Regions from separate parts of the Mus musculus genome. Here region 2 is linked to region 1. A link is a loop called in an ENCODE intact Hi-C map of the cell type or tissue named here. Cell type or tissue: left cerebral cortex. All regions are shown on one strand. Each heading gives the region's core, and the rest is flanking DNA. Links, peaks and the distances in the headings are about the cores only. Region 1 overlaps Sgk1 (serum/glucocorticoid regulated kinase 1). Region 2 has its middle 42 kb from the start of Gm33892.

Region 1 (4,393 bases), core at 99-4,098:
GTATTTATATTCAGTGAGCTAGCTGGGATAAAAAAAACAAAAAATATAACTCTCCTATGGGATAATGAGTCTATGAGTTAGATAGCATCTGGTACTTATTTCTTCAAATTCTGACAGGAAAGAAACCTGGGTCTCGCTATTCTTACACCAGAAACACACAGATACTTACCACATTTGGGTTAAATGGGGGTGTAATCTTCTTATTGATGAGATCATCCCAGTTAATTAAAGAGAAGAAAATATGACTCTTAATCTCCATCTGTTGGAAAGAAACATATTCATTTAGATGCGGAGAACTCAATACAAGGTCACAAAGTCAACCTTCTTCCCCAAGGTCCCATGACAGCAGGACAACCAACACTCACAAAGTCATCCTTGGCACCCAGCCTCTTGGTCCGGTCCTTCTGCAGGAGGCCTTCCAGGAGGTGCCTTGCCGAGTTTGTAATATTTGGTTTCAACTGGAGAGGCTTGTTCAGAATATTGTCGTACATCTCAGCCGTGTTCCGGCTATAAAACGGGGGCTGGAAAAGGAAGGGAATTCCTTCTGAGTCAACTCAAGTTTTGTCTAGTGTCTACTAGATATAAAGTGCTGAGTTCCGAGTATTAAGCTGGCCCCTTCCCTGGCTATCTTACAACCCCTACTGGGAAGAGAGGGAGAGAGAGAGAGAATGCGCATGCGTGCGATGGGGCTAATACTGGGCAGGTTAAGTAAACTGTAGTATACTGTGCAGAAGAAACCCACTGGAGAGGGTGGGTTCAATTTTCAGTACTTGAACCTGCCCTGAGATTCGAACAAGACTATTGAAAAAAGATCCAAAAGACTTATTTATAAAATTATAAAATGTAAAATAGCCAGTTGTCTCCTTTACTAAAGCTTTTGATAAGGCTTCTGACACAGAGAAGCCACGGTAGCTAAGCCTGCACGAGCAAGTCCACATATGTCTTAGAAGTGTTCTGGGCACGATGCTGTGTGTTACTCACCAGGCCGTAGAGCATCTCATACAGGACAGCCCCAAGACACCACCAGTCCACCGTCCGGTCATACGGCTGCTTATGGAGGACCTCAGGAGCCAGATACTGAAATGACACCAGAGAGAGGGGTTAGCTCTCAGAACCTGGCAGTCCGCACAGCAAACATGTGCTTTGAAAAGAGCCAGGGTCAACTGGCTCCCCTCCCCACCTCGTCTTGCGTGCGTGTGTGTGTGTGTGTGTGTGTGTGTGTGTATTTGGATTGCTTCTTAGTTAAAACCTCTGTGCTTTGTGATGTCCACTGGTCCCCTGTGTGTATACACCGGGCACTGCGTCAGACTGCCTACCTCAGGCGTGCCACAGAAGGTAGATGTTGTCCCGTTATGCTCAATATTCTCTTTGCAGAGCCCAAAGTCAGTGAGGACGATGTGCCCCTGGGAGTCTAGGAGAATATTCTCAGGTTTTAAGTCTCTGTAGGAAAAAGTAGTTACACAGGTAGGTTAGCTTGACTTCATGACAAACCCTCTGTAAAGATTGCTTGGGTATTAAGAAGATTGCTAATCCACTCCTGTTCCACAGCCAATCACAGAAAGGAGCCTTAGTTGGGCTGTTAGGATTATGCACCACCCTCTTGGTATGGGCAGTTGAGACAACTCACATGCTAGGGAATTGTTAGAGGTGACCAAAGTGCACATAATATCTCATTATTTTAGGACTCCAAAGGCTCAGCCTGGCCTCCCTCTCCAGCATTCAAGGTAGCTTTGAACCTTTGGCTCACCTATAAACGATGTTTAGGGAGTGCAGATAGCCCAGGGCACTGGCTATTTCAGCTGCGTAGAATCGAGCCCGTGGTTCCAGGAAGCAGCGCTCCCTCTGGAGATGGTAGAACAGCTGCGAGAGACAAAGAAACTGAGGCTTAGTGGGGTCGTTTAGTCAGGCCCGAAAGAGAAAGCTTGAAGGAAGTGGCCTGAAATAGCTTAATTCTGAGTAAGTTTCTCTCTCAAGTATCTTTTAAAAGCTCATCTCAAACCCAAACCAAGCAATGCAAACAGGAGCAGCCCCACTCCCACCATCAAGGTGGATGCCTCGGCTCACCTCTCCACCATTAATGTAGTCCAGGACAAAGTAGAGCTTGTCAGCGGTCTGGAATGAGAAGTGAAGGCCCACCAGGAAAGGGTGCTTCACATTCTTCAACAGAACATTCCGCTCTGACATAATATGCTTCTCCTAGGAGAGAGATGAGATTTAGTGGCAAATTCAGATTTCAACAGGGCAGCAAACCACAGGGTAGAAATTCTTCACCAGGCCTGCGAGCCCCGGCCACCAGGGGTCACCCTTACCTCTTTCTTCTTCAGGATGGCTTTCTTCTGTAAAACTTTGACTGCATAGAATACTTCTTCTGCCTTGTGCCTAGCCAGAAGAACCTGAAATGTCAAATCGGACAGTCATTTTTCTATCCTCATCCAGGGAGAAGATAAAAGTGAATGCATGAAAGAGTCGAGATGCAAAGTTTTCATCTTTTGGAAAAGATGAACTTTTGGTTGAACTTACCTTTCCAAAACTGCCCTTTCCGATCACTTTCAAGAAGTGAAAGTCGGAGGGTTTGGCGTGAGGGTTGGAGGACGGACCCAGGTTGATTTGTTGAGAGGGACTTGGCTAGAAAACAAAGCATCATCCTTTAATACGTACGCTGCACACAGCCTTACTGTTAACACATAAAATACCTTATGAAATATGTCTTTCAAAACATCCCAGTGACTCAGTACTTAAACACTTAAGCCACTTGTGATGTGACTAGACAATCCCGCCTTGATAGTTTTTACAAATACTGCCTTGACTAACCCCTACAGGAAAATACGGATACATTTATAATTTTCCTCCACAGTCAAGATATACTTACCGGAGGAGAGGGGTTAGCGTTCATAAGCTCCGGCTCCTGAGGATGGGACATTTTCAAAATGGACTGAACTTCAGCGCTGTGGAGATTAAAGGGCCATTTTAGAAACTCTTAAATTCGCCACCAGAGGGCACACAGACATAAGTTCTATTTCTGACTCAACCGTTCGGTATTTAAACCGAAAACATCCCAAGGAATTGCTTACAAAAAAAAAAAAAAAAAAAGGTAAGAAAATAACCCAGTTAAATACAAATTAAGGTTTGTTTATTGAGGGACGTGGATTTTGGTGAACATTCACGAGAATTAATCTTAAACCTCCGATCCAAACTCTACCCATAAATTAATAATGTTTAAAATGTTTCAAATAAGCAAAATGTTCAAGACCAGAAGAGATCTATCTACCCCGGAGGAAAGATCTCAGCTCCAGCACCACCACCCCCGCCCCATGAAGTCTTCGCTGCTAGTAAATTTAAACAATTCTTTCTATTTTCCCCAATAACCCAAAACTTACTGTTTGCATGCATAGGTGTTGCTGGCAATCTTCTGAATAAAATCGTTCAGGCCCATCCTTCTCTGTTTCATAAAAGCTATAATTTAAAGAGAGGAAAAGGGGAGATGGTTAGGGGGCTCTGTAACATCCGACGCCACACGCTAATCTGATCCTGAACCTTCAAAACCGATGCCGGCTCTCCTACACACACAAGTCCGGTGCTTTTCCAGCACTCACCGATGAGAATCGCTACCATTCCCCTCATTCTGGAGTAGGTAAGGGTGCTTCGAGCAGCCTCGGCTTTGACGGTCATCGTCCCGATGCCCGGAAAGAGCCCAAAAGAGACTGAGGGGAGCAGTGAAACCGGCTAAGACAACAGTGCGCTCCGGCCGCGCGACCGGCTTTATAAGCCCTGCGCCGCGAAAGGGCGGGGCCGGCAGAAGGAGGAAGCGGCTCAGAGCCGCCCATCTCCAGGCTCCGCCCGCCATGAGGCTCCACCCCCCAGCCCAGCCGCCTAGCAGGCTGTAGACTGAGTTGCGAGAAGATGGGCGACTGGCCACCGTGTCCTGAGTGAGCCAGGCGAGCCGCCCTGGGCAGGACCGAGGCTTCCGCGGGCTGCGTGAGCAGGACCCCGCACCGGGATGCACTCTGCCTCTGTCTGCCTGGGCCGGAGGAGGGCACTGGAGGGGTGGAGAGCCTCGGTGATTTTCCATTTCCTCTCCCGTGCTTCCCGAGTGGACACCGCAGTGCACGGTCACCGCCGACCTCTCCCCTCCTCGGTGTCCCGTCCCCGGCCCAACGCGCAGCCTCCAGGTTCCCGCGCTGTACCCTATCCCGATCTCCACGCACCCCGTCCCTAAGAGCCGGGCGGCGACACTTACCCAGTCCGCTCAGCAGGACGGACTCGCTCCTTTTCTGAGCCTCCGCCCGCTTTTTGTGGCGGGGCCGGAGCAGGGACTCGAGCCGAGCCCGAGCCAGCGCGCCCTGCATCTCGCCCATAGCTGCGGACCGAGGGGCGCACAGCGGGCGACGGCGAC
Region 2 (4,393 bases), core at 222-4,221, 470 kb after region 1:
ATAATTTAAAAAAAAAAAAAAAAAAAAAAAAAAAAAGGGCTGGTGAGATGGCTCAGTGGGTAAGAGCACCCGACTGCTCTTCCAAAGGTCCAGAGTTCAAATCCCAGCAACCACATGGTGGCTCACAACCATCCGTAAAGAGATCTGACTCCCTCTTCTGGAGTGTCTGAAGACAGCTACAGTGTACTTACATATAATCAATAAATAAATCTAAAAAAAAAAAAAAAAAAAAGAATGGGTAAAAAAAAAAATAAAAAAAAAAAATAAAAAAAATAAAAAAAATTAAAGCAAAGTGAAGGTATCAAAAAGAGAATATTATTTAGAGTGCTAAGAAAACAATCCTCTAACACTTGGGAGGGAAAAGTGGAAGGTCAGAAATTATTTCATTTGCAGCTTTAGAACGTTCCAGACATTTGCTATCGTATGCAGTCATGTGTTTGAGGGAAGACGGACTCCTTCTGAGTGGTACAAGTCTAGAGTCTAAGCCAGTGGTTCTCAACCTTCCTACTGCTGGGACCCTTTAATATGGTTTCTCATATTGTGGTGACCCCAACCATAAAATTATTGTTTTGTAGCTTCATAAACTGTAAGTTCCCTACTGTTATGAATTGTAATGTGAACATGTGATATGTAAGATATCTGATATGTGACCGTATGAAAGAGTCATTTGACCACAGGTTGAGAACCACTGGTGTAAAGGGAGAGCTTCATTGAAGGCACATAATGGTCAGCTCTGCTTAATTACTGTGAAGAAAACAGTATCATAAGAGGTGATGTCATCTAAATTCCATACAAATCCTTCCAGATGAAACAAGGGAGATGCATGTCTTAGGTGCTTGAAACAGAGCTACAGACAGGGCCAGGAAGACAGGAATAATGAGCTCCCAGATCTGCTGGGAGGAGACAAGAGACAGTCAGCTGCCTATGGCTGTGACTTACTTCTCACTGGGACCAGTTTCACAGGCAGGACTTCTAAAGCCGTGAACACTGAAGTTCTAGGACACCACAGACTCAGTTCTCACTCATTAGCACAACGCTGGACCAGGGTTAGATGTGACAAAGCCCAGAAACTGCCAAATTGTTTGTACAACTTCTAATTTGACGCTCCCCTACCTTTACAGACGTTGTTATATTTTTAATTCCTTCCTCAGCTTATTTGGCTCTTAGAATTGATATGTAAGATAACCTCCTCATTAATGGGGGAACAGGAATAAAAACAAGAAACTCTAATGAATCCTTCTTAGCTGAATTCAGTGTGTGTGTGTGTGTGGGGGGGGGGGGGGGGTTAAGAGCTCTTTGGTGAGAGTTTTTCCTCAATTGAATAATATATAAATGCATCACTTATAAGACCACTTATAAGTAATCTGTGTGCTGTATCCTGGAAGACTTTAAATAGAATTTTTAGCATGTTTTCCAGGAAAGCAATAGACAATTAAAGATGAACAGTTTCTTTGAAGATCTAGGGAAAGTGAGTGATTGGGCCGAGCTCTCAGGGGTCAGACAATGGAGGTGACCAGGAAAACTCAGCAGATTATGCAGTTGTCATTGTCAGACCCTTCCTGCCTGTCACCTTAATCCTTGGGTTTTGGATACTTCCCTAGTGCAGTTCATTCTTCTAACAGAGAGGGGGGACTACCCCAAGGGTAAGCACGGATACGATGCCTGGAAATCCTGACCACAGCAAGACCGGGTTAGGCTCTGTCAAGCCATTTAAGTCTCGATGAAGATTTTTTAAATGTTCGATAACATACTCATACCAAGTGAACAGGAAGCAGACAGGTTCATCACAAGTTCAGCTTTCAACCCACCTCTTCCCTCTGCCCTTCAGTGTGAGACAGTCTGCAGGACTTAAACTGAATTTCACACTGTGCCTACTCACATCTGGGCTCCCCTACCCACACCGGGGTTCAGTTCTACAGCAAGGTCATTGGACAGTGTATAAAACATGAGTACAAGTCACAGTTCTTCTGCATCTAATGCCAGGATCTCTAATCACAGCAAATCCTATCTCTGGAGTTTATAATCTCATTGGCTTCTTTCAGTGCTTCTCCAGGTGGCCAGTAGGTGGGGGACAGGAGACCCTCAACATCACAGGCTGAGAACGCTCCTGTGTTCTCAGTAGCAAACAGGCTTAAGGGACAGTGTGACATCGAAGCAGATGGAGTCAGAGCTTTAGTCATCGCCCATATTTTTCTACTTTTTGTTTTTCTTTTACAAGCCAAGCCAACTGTGATATTTGAAGTAGATGTCAGCGGCCAGCTAAGTTCTCATATTAAGGGATTCGAGTGTCAGTGCACATAATCTAATGGGGATGCTAGCATCCCAGGGGCAGTGATGGAGCTGGGAGTGACTATCATGGGGTTAGATCTCATGGGTTGGGAATGATATCACAGAACAAGGAAGATGGCTAATATTTAGTCTTGAGAGCACACCTGTATTTCCTGGTTTCTTCATAAATAATAAGACTCCTGGAGTTGAATACATTGGAGGTAAACAAGTTCTTCTTGCAAGATTCCTCAGAGTCTGTAGTAAATTTACCTGCAATTCTCTAAGGAGCAACTTCACTGTCAATCATGTTCCTCACTGGGCTGTGATACTTGGTTATTTTGCTGGATATTTTGTTACCCACTGTTGGATACTTTCATTTCACTGTTTCTTTTTTACTATTAAAGAAATGTTAAAACAGACACAGCTGTGCAGATTTGCATATTTCTGAGGATGCTTTTTTGATGAGCCCCTAAAATTAGAACCGCTAAACGAGAGTACATGCAGTTTTAATTTTTTTTAAGTTAGCTAGATATTCTTAGAGTGTGTCTTCAGAAGGATTATGCTAAATTGCATCGGAAACAACTGCACTTAGGATAGCAGCTTGATTCTGTCCCTGGAAACCTTGTTGTTTCCAGACTCCACACTATCCCACTGGAAGTTCAGATGCCTGAGCCCCTCTGACTCCAGCAGACTTTACTTTCTCAAGAGCTAGTTTTCTTTCTCCATTCCTTTTGGCTTTGCATGGCCCCTGTGATTTTTCACAAGTTTATTTCAGCACATGAACTCTAGAAACAACTTGGAGATGTGTAAAGATTGAAAAAGAGTTTGTGTCTTTGTGACATGGAACTGTATCCAAAAATACGACTTACCTTTCTGTGTGTGCTTTTACTGGTCGGTGAGGAATTACATCATATTTAAACACATCTTGCACAATTATCTCTTACATTATTACTAAGTGTTTTATTCCTTCTCTCTAAAAAGGGAATAGTAAATATTGTAAAATAATTAATTTATTTAATAATACATGTCTTGGTAGCATTTATTATTGAATTTTGTATATGATCATGTCACTTTCAAGTACCCACTATTTTATTTCAATGTTTCTATTTTTATGCATTTTAGATTATTTTTGTTTAAGTACATTGGTTTAGTTAATATCTACTGCCCAGTCTTAGTTACTGAGTTACTGCTCAAATCCTGTGAACAGACACAATGACCAAGTAGAAACTTATAGAAGAAAAAAAAAAAAGCATTAACTGTGGGCTTGCTTACAGTCTCAGAGGATTGGTCCAGGATCATCATTGCAAGAAACGTGGTGGCAGGCAGGCATGGAGCAGGAGCGATTGCTGAGAGATTACATCCTGACCTACAGGCAGGAACTAGGGTAGAGGATTGATTGAGACTGGACCTGGTATGAGCTTTTGAAGTCTCAAACCTCCCTCCAGTAATATAGCTCCTCTCCAACAATGCCACCCCTCCTAATCCTTTCCAAACAGTTGCACTAACTGGGAACCACTCATTCAAACAGATGAGTCCATGAAGGCCGTTCTCAGTCAAAGCACCACACTCACTTGTCAACCAGTCTCAGCCCGACATTATTATAATGCATTGGCAGACACCTAGGTGGTATCATTCTACTGTCTCTCTTCTTCCATCAATGCCTCACTGCCTAAATAGATTACTTTACCATTCTGCCTTTGAGGTAAAAAAAAAAACAAAACAAAAAACAGTCAGACCATTCTTTCCTAAACAGCAGTTCTATTTCAGTTGTTTGGCCAGTTTTTGTGGATTACGCTTAAAGTTCACAATTCCACAGAGAACTTGTGATTCTTGAAGTTCCAGGATGCCCAGCCTAACCACAGGTATTTTTTATGCATTGTCCCTGGTATGTGACTTACTTTTTAGCTAGTAAACATTTCCATGTGGAGCACTGCAGCAGGGAGCTGCTAGCAGATCAAGTGAGAAGTTATCTTCTGTTGTATCCTAAAAATGTATAAGAATTATTCATATCTGCTTAAAAAGAACAACCAAAACTGAGTCCCGAGTTTGGTCTTCTCTACTGAAAGAATTAATGGCTGCCTTTGATACTTCATATGAGGTGTTTTAAGCCCTCTGGCCACAAAAC

The links. Hi-C counts contacts between places; a loop is a spot of excess contacts. Peaks named below come from ENCODE experiments on the same cell type or tissue, not always from the same donor. Only the 100,000 strongest peaks of a DNase experiment are listed, where the experiment ranks them.
Region 2: it touches region 1 in a loop (4-fold over the local background); 3 of 42 quality-filtered maps call a loop at or near these places.

Annotation. Positions count from the first base shown.
Region 1 is chr10:21,994,026-21,998,418 of GRCm38, reverse strand. It overlaps Sgk1 (serum/glucocorticoid regulated kinase 1), which reads right to left. Exons shown (of 14, transcript NM_001161845.2): 4 at 3,378-3,453; 5 at 2,870-2,945; 6 at 2,521-2,625; 7 at 2,310-2,393; 8 at 2,065-2,196; 9 at 1,748-1,860; 10 at 1,317-1,440; 11 at 982-1,077; 12 at 366-521; 13 at 170-259. Among named protein-coding and RNA genes, the nearest start is that of Gm34267, 62 kb to the left of the region's middle. In left cerebral cortex, for the core only: CTCF peaks have their summits at 2,291 (motif pointing right) and 2,980 (motif pointing right); DNase peaks (open chromatin) are centred at 1,804, 2,290, 2,981, 3,816 and 5 more places; H3K4me3 peaks cover 4,000 bases; H3K27ac peaks cover 3,362 bases.
Region 2 is chr10:21,526,970-21,531,362 of GRCm38, reverse strand. No RefSeq gene overlaps it. Among named protein-coding and RNA genes, the nearest start is that of Gm33892, 42 kb to the left of the region's middle. In left cerebral cortex, for the core only: a CTCF peak has its summit at 2,062 (motif pointing right); DNase peaks (open chromatin) are centred at 2,052 and 2,759.